2 separate regions of the Homo sapiens genome follow, and region 1 is linked to region 2. A link is a loop called in an ENCODE intact Hi-C map of the cell type or tissue named here. Cell type or tissue: body of pancreas. All regions are shown on one strand. Links, peaks and the distances in the headings refer to the core of each region. The heading gives the core; the rest is flanking DNA. Region 1 overlaps LOC124900730 (a long non-coding RNA gene). Region 2 has its middle 21 kb from the start of MEPE.

What was found. Peaks named below come from ENCODE experiments on the same cell type or tissue, not always from the same donor. Only the 100,000 strongest peaks of a DNase experiment are listed, where the experiment ranks them.
Region 1: it touches region 2 in a loop (4-fold over the local background); 101 of 110 quality-filtered maps call a loop at or near these places.

The regions. Positions count from the first base shown.
Region 1 is chr4:87,964,410-87,969,791 of GRCh38, reverse strand. All of the region lies in intron 1 of LOC124900730 (a long non-coding RNA gene), which reads left to right. Among named protein-coding and RNA genes, the nearest start is that of SPP1, 8.6 kb to the left of the region's middle. In body of pancreas, for the core only: no CTCF peak of the experiment used is centred there; no DNase peak of the experiment used is centred there.
Region 2 is chr4:87,851,021-87,856,402 of GRCh38, reverse strand. No RefSeq gene overlaps it. Among named protein-coding and RNA genes, the nearest start is that of MEPE, 21 kb to the right of the region's middle. In body of pancreas, for the core only: a CTCF peak has its summit at 3,183 (motif pointing left); no DNase peak of the experiment used is centred there; H3K27ac peaks cover 2,169 bases.

The sequences.
Region 1 (5,382 bases), core at 184-5,183, 110 kb before region 2:
TAATGAGCATTATTATAATACTACTAATAAAAATAAAACTTTTTTTTAAAAAAAGGAGGTAAATCAATCCCAACCTACAATTTTAATAAATCAATCTTTCATGTTCTGAGAATTTTTTATTCTTACCTCCCACAATATGGGTTTTCTAGAGGCATTTTCCCAGTATGGGTCACATGAATTTCTTTCAGATTTCATTACCCAGAGTAGGGGATTGAGGAGAAACTGACTGAAGAGATTGGCTTGCCTCTTTCCTGGAAAATGCCTCTTGTGGTTTTTGGGGGTAGTTTTATTGCCAAACAGGTCAGGCATATAGGGCTTCGCCATAATCTGGAGATGTTTTTAGATTTTTCTTTCCCGCATTCACATCTCCTTCATTTCCAAGCATCTGTGGATTTTATTAGTCTAGATAACCTATTAATTTCACTTTGTATCTAATGATATTGTTCACGAGTCATCCAGAATCAGTTTGCCCTCTTTTCAGCCATTTCATGCTTAACGCAATTTCTGCTGCTTGTTTTTTCCCTAAGAAACAAGGGAATTTTCTGGTAATTATTATGCCCTTAACATTTACTTTTTCTACAGTAACAAAGAGTGAGCCCAAAACTTCTGTCTTTGCCTTTTAAAAGGAGAGATATTCAAAATAATAACAACAATAATAACAACAATAATGGTAATTGTATATATATTTATGGGACACCTGTAAAGTACTAGATTTAAAAATATGCATTTTGTCTAATATTCATAACGATGACATAAGTTTGGTATTATGACCTCAATTTTTTCACATAACTATAATAGAAGCCATTTAATGTGCCGGTCACTTCTGTTTACCTGATTGCATTTACTCTTTGCATAAATATTAGGTGTATATTTACAGGGCCAGTAGGGTTCCAGGGAAGGAAGTGTTTAGTTCTACACATCAGTGTTAAGAAAAGCTTTCAAGAGGATGCTAAGATGCAGCTCAGTTGAGGAGCTAATATTTAGAGACAAACTTATTTATTTATTTATTTGAGACAAGATCTTGCTCAGTCACCCATGCTGGAGTGCAGTGGTGTGATCGCGGCTCACTGTAGCCTCGACCTCCCAGGCTCAGGCGCTCTTCCTGCCTTAGCCTTCCCAGTAGCTTAGACTATAGGTGTGCACCACCAGACCTGGCTGATTTTTAAATTTTTGTAGAGACGAGGTCTCCCTATGTTGCCCAGGCTGGTCTCAAACTCCTGGACTCAAAGATCCTCCTGCCTCAGCTCCCAAAATGCCTCCCAAAGTGGTCTTGGGGTTGAAAGCGCGAGCCCGCATGCCTGGCCCCAGAGACTAACTTCTAAGATGTGAATCAAAATTATAAGCATCCAAATTTGACCAAACTTGGTTAAAATGAAAAGAAAAAAACAAAAAACAAAAACAAAAACCCAAATAACCATACAACAAAAGCTGTAAGTTCCAATGATACCGAAGAGAGAAATTTTGTAAGGATTTTCAAAAATCTTGCCTCTAACAAGTTCAAATCTAAGAAGAACAAAAGCTTAATTTTTTCACATATGCCACCCAGCTAACGCCATGCTATGGTCATGAGCCATACAGTGTGGGAGAGTGTCAGTATGTCTCTGCTAATCTCAAACAGCTGTGAATCACCAGTTCAAAACACACACCTACTGATTATGGGTTAATATCATTAGCTTCATTCTTAATAGATACAATGATCTTAAATATTAGTTTTCTTGACTCTCTAAACTTTGAACAAATTGCTTATTGTATTTTAACAAGTATCATATTTCTACAGAAAGACATGTTTCATAGTTGGTCTTATGCCTTACCACATTTGAATTCTATGTAGCACCTACCATAATAATTGTGCAGGTACTGTTGGCTGTACACCAAAGATGTGTTGTCTTCAGAGTAGTTGCTGGGAAGCAGCTGCCCAGCTGAAACTACATTTCTCAGCCTCCCTTGCATTTAGATGTGGCCATATGTCTAGTTCTTGCTAAGGGAATGTAAAACAAAGTGATGTGTTTCCCTTCCAGGCGGAAGTGCCTAAAAACTTCAAAAAGCGTGCCTCCCCCATAGTCTTCTTCCTTACCCTTTCACCAGATGAAGAGGACTGAAGCATTTTGGATAGCAGAGCCCAGGGAGAACATGACTTGAGCTGTCTGCTGATCTGGAACCCTAGCATTAGATATCGTATTGTTACAGGATCTTTGGAGTGTTGCTTTTTTGGCCAGAAACATACAGCCGGTGGTGCCTTTGCCTCTGGCCCACTGGACTCATTCTGCCCACTCAGCCTGGCAGGCTGTGTTCAGCTCATGCTACTGGCCTGGATCCCATGCCTCCAAGGGATGCCGCGAGTCAGGCATGGAGTGGCAATGGGGTGTGAATGAGCATAGAGTCTGGCCACTGTGCAGTCAGACACGCCAGCTGCTGCTGCGGGGCAGGAAGCTCCAGGTGCCGACATGGGCGCCAGCTCTCTTCAAGGCTGTGGCTGGACCAGCGCCCCACAGGCAGCTGTCCTGGCTCATACTAGGGAATGTGGTGGTGCCCAGAGGCTCAGAGACACCAGGGACCACAGGGTCTCAAAAAGGGAGTCACAGCCCTAGCTCAGGGAGATCCCAGGTCTAGGCTCCCTGAAGGGCTGCAGCTCTTCTCTCCTCTTTGCCCACCAACAAAACGAGCAAGGGGCATATTTCAGCTCTGTTTGTGTTACAGCTCTTTTAGCATCACCATTCCACAAGTCCTGAGTTCTTGTCCTGTGACCAGGAAGAATGAGGTACATAGACAAGTGGAGGGTGAGGAAGACGAAGAGGAGTTTTATTGAGCAACAGAACACCTCAGGGAAGACTCACAGTGGGCAGCTCCTCTCCATAGCTAGGGTGTCCTGACGAGTGTTCAGCTCCTATCAGAGATATAGGCAGGTCATCCCGAAAAGTGTTCAGTTCTCAGCAGAGTGGGTATCTCCTCTCTGCTGCTGGCTGTCCCTTCATCTCTCCATCCTCTGCCCTGGTGTTGCTGAGCCCAGGGCATTTATGGACCTCAGAGGTGAAGAAGTGCACACCAATTGGTCCATGGGCAACCATGGGCAGGCCTGGAAAAGACACCACGAGTCTCCGCTCCAGTCTGTGGGACTGGCAGCCTGGCCCCCAGCCTTCAGGCTCTCCCTGGCCTGAAAATGGGGCCTCACCTGGACCTGCCCCCTTCTGCCCAGGAGCCGGTCTGCCTCCTGTGGCTGTCCATGGCACCCAGGCTGCTTGCACAAAGGGGCACTTGCAAGCCAGCACTGAGCTGCCCTCATCCTCACCTCCACTTCCCTCCCCGCAACACTCATCAGTGCCCAAAGTCTGGAGGAGGCCGAGGTGGCAGGGGGCTGGTGTGTCAGTGCTGTCCGGAGCATGCGCACAGCCAGCTGGGCTGTGACAGCTCTCCGGCTTGGCCCCAACCCCACTCCAAGATTGGAGTGGGTGCCAGGAGTGGGGAGAGACCAGGCAGCAGGAGCAGACAGGCCCCCTAGGGTGCAGACTGCACAGACTCCCAGGTCCTGCTCCTGGGAGGGCGGGGCTTTTGCCCACCCAGCTCACAGCCTTGTCTGAGGGGGACCCTTTGGGAGTGGATCAGGGCCTGGCCTGGCAGTTGAGAGTGTCAGGCCCGGTGATCACCTCAATGCGGGACGGAACCCCTGGACACAGCCCCAGTCAGCCCTGTGCAGAGCCTTCTCCTGACGTGCAGGAACTTGGCTTGGTGGGGTGGGTGCTGTCACTGCAAAAATTGGCTGGGTCCTGAAGCGGGCACTGCTCCCACTTCCAGCCATGGGGCCCTGAAGCACACCCCAGGTCAGCGCCTTGGCTCGGCCACCACGCTCTGTGTGCAAGCGTCACACTGCCCTGGACCCAGTTCTGCCTTGGGGACCCTCTCTGCCTGACAGCTGCTCCCCTGCCCATGGGCGACTTGGCCTGGCCCCATCGTGGTGGCCCCCAGGGCTGTGGGCTTCGGGGACTGTCTGCCTCTTCCACACATCCTCCCTGCAGCAGCAGAGGGTGACAGCAGCAACGCGGGGCCAGGGGCTGAGCTACGGAGGCTCTGGGCCTGGGGATAGGTCCTGCCCTGCAGTGCTAGGGTCCCGGTGGCGTAGTCGGCTGCCTCCCAGACATTGGACATAGGGCACAGGGGTACCCCCTCCCCCGCAACCCGCCACTACTGCTCCCACAGCCGCTCCTGCCACCACCGCTGGCGCCTCCCAGCTGCAGCTGGCAAGATGACAGCAACCGCTCCGGATGGCCCACCGTTGCCATCAGTATGAATGAGAAATAAGTTTCTATTGCCTTTAGTGCCTGACATCTGTTACGATAGCAGATGTTACCTTAATTAACACAATGCCATATGCATAATATTGCTCAGTTCATAGCTTTTGGATTTTATCGTCTGTGTTCCAGGTCACTAGACTCATGAAACGGAATTTAAGTTATGGTGCTATAACTTTATATGTATCTATTTTCTATTAATTTTTGCTCCCCCATTTCTAAAAGCCAGAATAAGTTCATGCGAGGTTACTAATATGTTAAAATTGAAGTTGATTATTTTATACAATAAGTATGTGACTAATTTTTTCCACAAGGAGATGGTATGCAATATCAGTAGATAAGTGATTAGGATAGCGGGCTTCTCTTGATCCTCTGTTTTTGTTTTTCCCACTTTTGCAAGAAGAGAATCAGCTGTGGTATAGGTTTTAGTGGATAGTGTCCCATGTTGGGAATCTGGGAACCTGAATTTTATCTTGCCTATACCACATAATTAAATATTGTTAAGTTGGCTTATTTCTGAGAAGAAAGAGGCTACAGCTGCCTTCCACTAAATGATAAATTCATCTCGCAACTTCTGAATCGTTCACACAGCATCATTTGCTTTTACTTCTTAGTTAGGCCACCTGTTTTTTGGATACCTTTTGCTTTTTGACCTTCTAACAAGTAGCCAGTGGCAGTTAGAGATCAAGTTAAATTGTCCAGGCTTGGTCCTCAAGTCTGTAATCCCAGCACTTTGATTGCTTGTGCTTAGGAGTTCAAGACCAGCCTGGTCAACATGGCAAAAACCCTGTCTCTATGAAAATAAATAAATAAATAAATAAATAAGAGATCAAGTTAAAATCAACCCATCTAGTTATATTTGAGAACTTAAAGTCATGTTCTCTGAAGGTTTTGAATGACTTCCGTTTACTAGTAAGGATGTGTTCACAGATTAATTTTAGTCTTAGTTGCCTCTCACCAGATCAAATATTGTGTGGGAGGTAAATTCTAGGAAACCTGAAGAATTTTAAAGCACTCTACCATCCTCATATGGAGATGACCATAATTAAAGGAAACAGTAGCTTATGTCAGAAACTGTTTATTGTTGGGAGCTGAAGCT
Region 2 (5,382 bases), core at 282-5,281:
CTCATTGAAGCATTTCTATGATGACTGCTTTACAATAATTTGTTAGGAAATTCTAACATCTCTGCTGACTCAGTGTTGGCATCTATTGATTGCCTTTGTTCATTCAGTTTGAGATCTTCCTGTTTCTTTGAATGATGAGTGATTTTCAATTGAATCCTGGGTACTTTCATATTATAAGACTCTGGGTATTATTTAACTTCTATTTTTGCTTCCTATGACACCACTTTAGAAGGGTAGAGATAGACGCCCAGGTTTCCCACTTGGCCTCCCTTGACATCCCTGTGTGTGTGTGTGCATGTGTGTTGGGGGCTCCTCATTACTACAGGAAAGGGTGGAAGTTCTGGCTCCCCACATGGTCTCTGGTGGCACCATAGGTAGGTGGCATTGTTACTGCTAAGCAGTGGTAAAAATCTTGACTCTCCACTAGACCTCCTGTGCCCCCCCCTCAGCAGGAAGTTGCCGAGTGGGAGTGGAGTCCAGGCTGTCCTCATGGTCTCCACTGATACCACAGGAACTGCTTGTTACAGGCTGGCTGGAATGAGAGTACCAGCTCTCTTCTCAGCCTTCTGTGATACCACCCCGGAGGTGGTGGTGGTGGTGGTGACGGGGCTGAGGCACCTCGTGGTGGCGTCTCCAGGTTGGAAGTCTGGGCTCCCCCACTCAGCCTTGGCTTGTGTGGGTGGGGTTGGGGCCACAGTTTTCTCTGCGGTGTTTGGCTGGCGTAGAGTGGTTATTGTCTAAAAGTGTTCAGCGTTGCTGGACTGCCCCTTTCCTGTTCCTTTGGCTAGAGTGTGCAGGCTTTTTTTGTCTGTATTTGGTGTTTCTGGGCTGCCAGCATCTGGAGCTCCAAGTCTGGGATATATGAGACCAAAAAAAGCCCAGGAAGCTTAATGCCTTGTCATTCCTTGAGTCTTAAGGTCCCTGGCCCATCTTTTTAATTCTCTCCACCTTTCAGAGTTTTCTTGGGTCTGTTCTACATGTGTCCAGGGATTACAGTTGTAATTTGGTTGTAATCTATTTCACCTTTCCAAGGTGAAAAAAAAACCTTTAGTTTTTTTTTAAGTCTACATTATCACAGTTTTCTGTACTGTCACTATTCTGATTTCATTTTTTTCTTTTTCTTTTGTTTTTTGAAACAGAGCCTTGCTCTGTCATCCAGGCTGGAGTACAGTGGCGCGATCTCGGCTCACTGCAACTTCTGCCTCCTAGTTTCAAGCGATTCTCCTGCCTCAGCCTCCTAAGTAGCTGGGACCGCAGGAGCATGCCACCACGCCCGGCTAATTTTTGTATTTTTTGTAGACAATGGGTTTCACCATGTTGCTCAGGATGGTCTCAAACTTCTGGACTCAAATGATCTGCCCATCTTGGCCTCCCAAAGTGCTGGGATTACAGTGTGAGTCACCGTGCCCAGCCTGATTGCATTTTTGATCTTATTGCTGGTCTTGTAGGTTTAGGAAATGCTGTAGAGCTCAGCATATTGATATTAGCAAAGCATTTGACAAAATTCTTTTGTGAGCATATCTAGGCCAGTTAATAATAGAGCCATAGTCATTATTAACCAAACAGCTGCACCCAAAAAGTATTGATTAATAGATCAGCATCGGCCGGGCGCGGTGGCTCACGCCTGTAATCCCAGCACTTTGGGAGGCCGAGGCGGGTGGATCATGAGGTCAGGAGATCGAGACCATCCTGGCTAACAAGGTGAAACCCCGTCTCTACTAAAAATACAAAAAATTAGCCGGGCGCGGTGGCGGGCGCCTGTAGTCCCAGCTACTCGGGAGGCTGAGGCAGGAGAATGGCGTGAACCCGGGAAGCGGAGCTTGCAGTGAGCCGAGATTGCGCCACTGCAGTCCGCAGTCCGGCCTGGGCGACAGAGCGAGACTCCGTCTCAAAAAAAAAAAAAAAAATAGATCAGCATCAGGCTACAAGGGGGCCAACTTCAATATGCTGCAGGCACTGTCCTAGCCTGCCCTCTGCCCTGTTCAAAATTTCTTCAAACTGGTGAATGAACACCCAGGAAGTATTTGCATCTTAAGAACTGGGAGTGATAGTTAATATTTAGGATCACAAAATCGAGATTGAAGAAACTTCAATAAAATAGCATTGTGAAATAGAGCATTATGCATCCTGGATCAGAAAATAAATGATATAATACTGTACAAAGAGCAGAGCTGGTCTAATATTGTTTTTTATGGAGTAAGCACATGAGCAAACAAAAACCAGAAGGAAGTTAGTACTTATATAATTAGAAATTAAATAAGGAGAAAGGGAAACTAATATGAATTTAGCCTGTATTTTGGACCAAGTGCTGACATAGGCATTTTGTAGATGTTAAGGAGTCTAACACAATCCTAGACTATATTAACAGGATTGAGTGGCCAGAATAAAGGGTAGACTATTACATGGTCTGCTGAGATGTTCAAACAATATGTGGAATATTGTGCCCAACCAACTGGAGGTAAGTGTGGTGAAAGAGCACATGAAAGGTCATTGAAAAATGTTTAGTTTGATGAGGAGAAGTGTAGAAAACAGGAAACATGTAATGTGGAAAATGAATGCATCTTTCTGCCTAGCACCAAAAGTGTAAGGTAAGGTAATGAACTCCCTGTTAGTGTAAGTATGTAAACAGTGGCAAAATGACCAGCTATTAGGGGTGAAACACAGTGAACCTGCCTTAGGTGAGCACTGGACCAGATGATCTCTAAGGTTTCTTCCAAGAATCTCTGCACCTGTATAGAGCCAGTTAGAAAAAGAATGGCAACGTGTTAATGTCAGGGGGTTTAGCCTCACAAAACTAAGCACAGCTGATCTTGGCTTTAAGGAGATTCAGACATTAGTAAGAAAGAAAAGAGACTTTTTAAGACAAATTCCACTTTATTATCTAAGGAAACAGGAAATTCAGAGTTTTATAGGAGAGATGTATGCAAACAAAAACTAGATTAAGTTTCCAGAGGGGGCTGTTATTATTCAAACAAAAGAGCCCTTGTTTTTATTTATGGAGTTTAAAAGTAATAGGATACGGGCATTATGAAAGAGAGGCACCTGATTGTATGTTTTTTTTTTTTTTTTTTTAAACTTCCTTTAGGGAGACATTTCCAAATTTAATTGTGAATGAAAGTTAAAAACTCTCTTTGCTTTGTTTCAAAATGCTTTTCAAAAAGTGAGCGAGGTTGCCATCTAGTGACTATTTTCTGGTTTTCCATTTTAAAAGCTCTTTAATACGGGTTCTTATGGCAGTGTTGCTGAAACCTGGCTGTGTATTAGTGTCACCTGGAAGTTTCCTAAAATGCAGAATACTAGGACCCACCAAAGAATCGGAATCTTTGAGAATGAGCTCCAGGGTTGTGCTTTCTGATAAAGATCTTCAGATGACTCCACTGGACCTAGCCTGTCACCAGTGTTTGGAATTAACTGCCCTGGGGCATATTGTGTGCAGGTGGAAGTGTCACAGAGGCAAATTTATGTAAAGTGCAATATTCACTTACTTGCTCTAAGAACCTACTTGCTCAGGTATATGAAACTTGATGTTGCATCTTTGTATCTCATATTTAAAATAGACTTGGTAATGCTAAAAATTTACCCTACTGTTGTACACAAAGATACATGACCAGTGATGTTTATTGTAACACTGTTTGAATAGTGATTAGCTAAAAATCATTTAAATGCCTATCAATAGGGATGTGGCTAAAAAAATGACAGTAAATCAAAGCAGCAAATTTTATGCAGCCATTTAAAAAGAATGGTTAAGCATCATATACAATTTTTATTTGTCAATCATACCTCAGTAAAGCTGAAAAAACACAAGAGTTTATAATAGAGACAAACTGGGAAAATGCTAAATATTCTTCAATAGTAGACTGAACAAACTGTGGTAAATGTATATAATAAAATTTAAAAATGATTTAAAAATATTTGGTAATGTGATAAAAGAGCAAATTAAGATAGCAGAAAAGAACACTAAAAGAATATAATGTTTTCTTAGAATATATGTCAGTATATAGTTAGAAAAAGAACTGGGAGGAAAAATGTGATGAAAGTGTAATTTTTTTTTATATTTTCTTTTTTTGTAATTTTATATAATGGGTTTTTCATTTCTCTCATAATCAGAAAACTAAAAACATTATTTTGAGAGAGAAAGATATGTGAATTGATTCAAAGCTTACTGTCACATGCTTTTAGTAAGTGTTAGATGAACAGGCCAGAGTAAGCTGAAATGAGGAAGCCAAAAGACCAGGTTGGAGACTCGTTTCTCTTGGCTACCGGTAGGCTCAGATGCTGGGGGGCTTTCACACTTGTACGTCCCTTCTTTATTCATCTGGCCCTGATGAATAACATGATGGTGCAACTGAGGGGCTCTTCCCTGGAAGGGCCTTTCATCAACCCGGATCTCTGTGGAAGACAGAGCACCAACACTGAACCAAGACAGAGGCAGATTTTGTAGAACACTAGAAATTTATGGATCACTGCTTTAAAATTCTACTAACTAAAGATTCTATTAATAGGGAATGCTCTTCTAGAACTCACACTTTTTTTTTTTTTTATTATACTTTAAGTTTTAGGGTACATGTGCACATTGTGCAGGTTAGTTACATATGTATACATGTGCCATGCTGGTGCGCTGCACCCACTAACTCGTCATCTAGCATTAGGTATATCTCCCAATGCTATCCCTCTCCCCTCCCCCCACCCCACCACAGTCCCCAGAGTGTGATGTTCCCCTTCCTGTGTCCATGTGATCTCATTGTAGAACTCACACTTTTGCGCAACATAAGGCAGCAAGCTTAGTCTCGAATCAGCATACTGTGACTTTTGCGCCCTTGTACTTTCAACTTTTGCTCCTTCTGTTCCTACTTTGTTTCCTTGTCACACTTTCTGTTCTGTCTTTTACAGAGACACATAAACTTTGAATGGTTGTGATCATATCCTGTTAGGATGACCGGTTTGTACGTGACCGATGGCACACTACGGCTCTACAATCACCAGATTATTTTCCACAGAGTAGTGAGTTGGGGAAGTCACGTATATGCACTGTGAATAGTTTCTGTTTTGCAAGAGCCTGTGTAAAGGTCCATTTTTAAATGCTGTCCTGTACATTCACTTGATTAATTAATTAATATTTATTTATTTATTTGAGACAAAGTCTCACTCTGTCACCCAGGCTGGAGTGCAGTGGCACGATCTTGGCTCACTGCAGCCTCCACCTCCCAGGTTCAAGCAATTCTTGTGCCTCAGCCTCCTAAGTAGCTGGCATTATAGGCCTGTGCCACTAGGCCTGACTAATTTTTGTATTTTTCATAGGGATGGGGTTTCACTGTGTTGCCTAGGCTTGTCTCGAACTTCTGACCTCAGGTGATCTGCCCCACCTTGGCCTCCTAAAGTGCT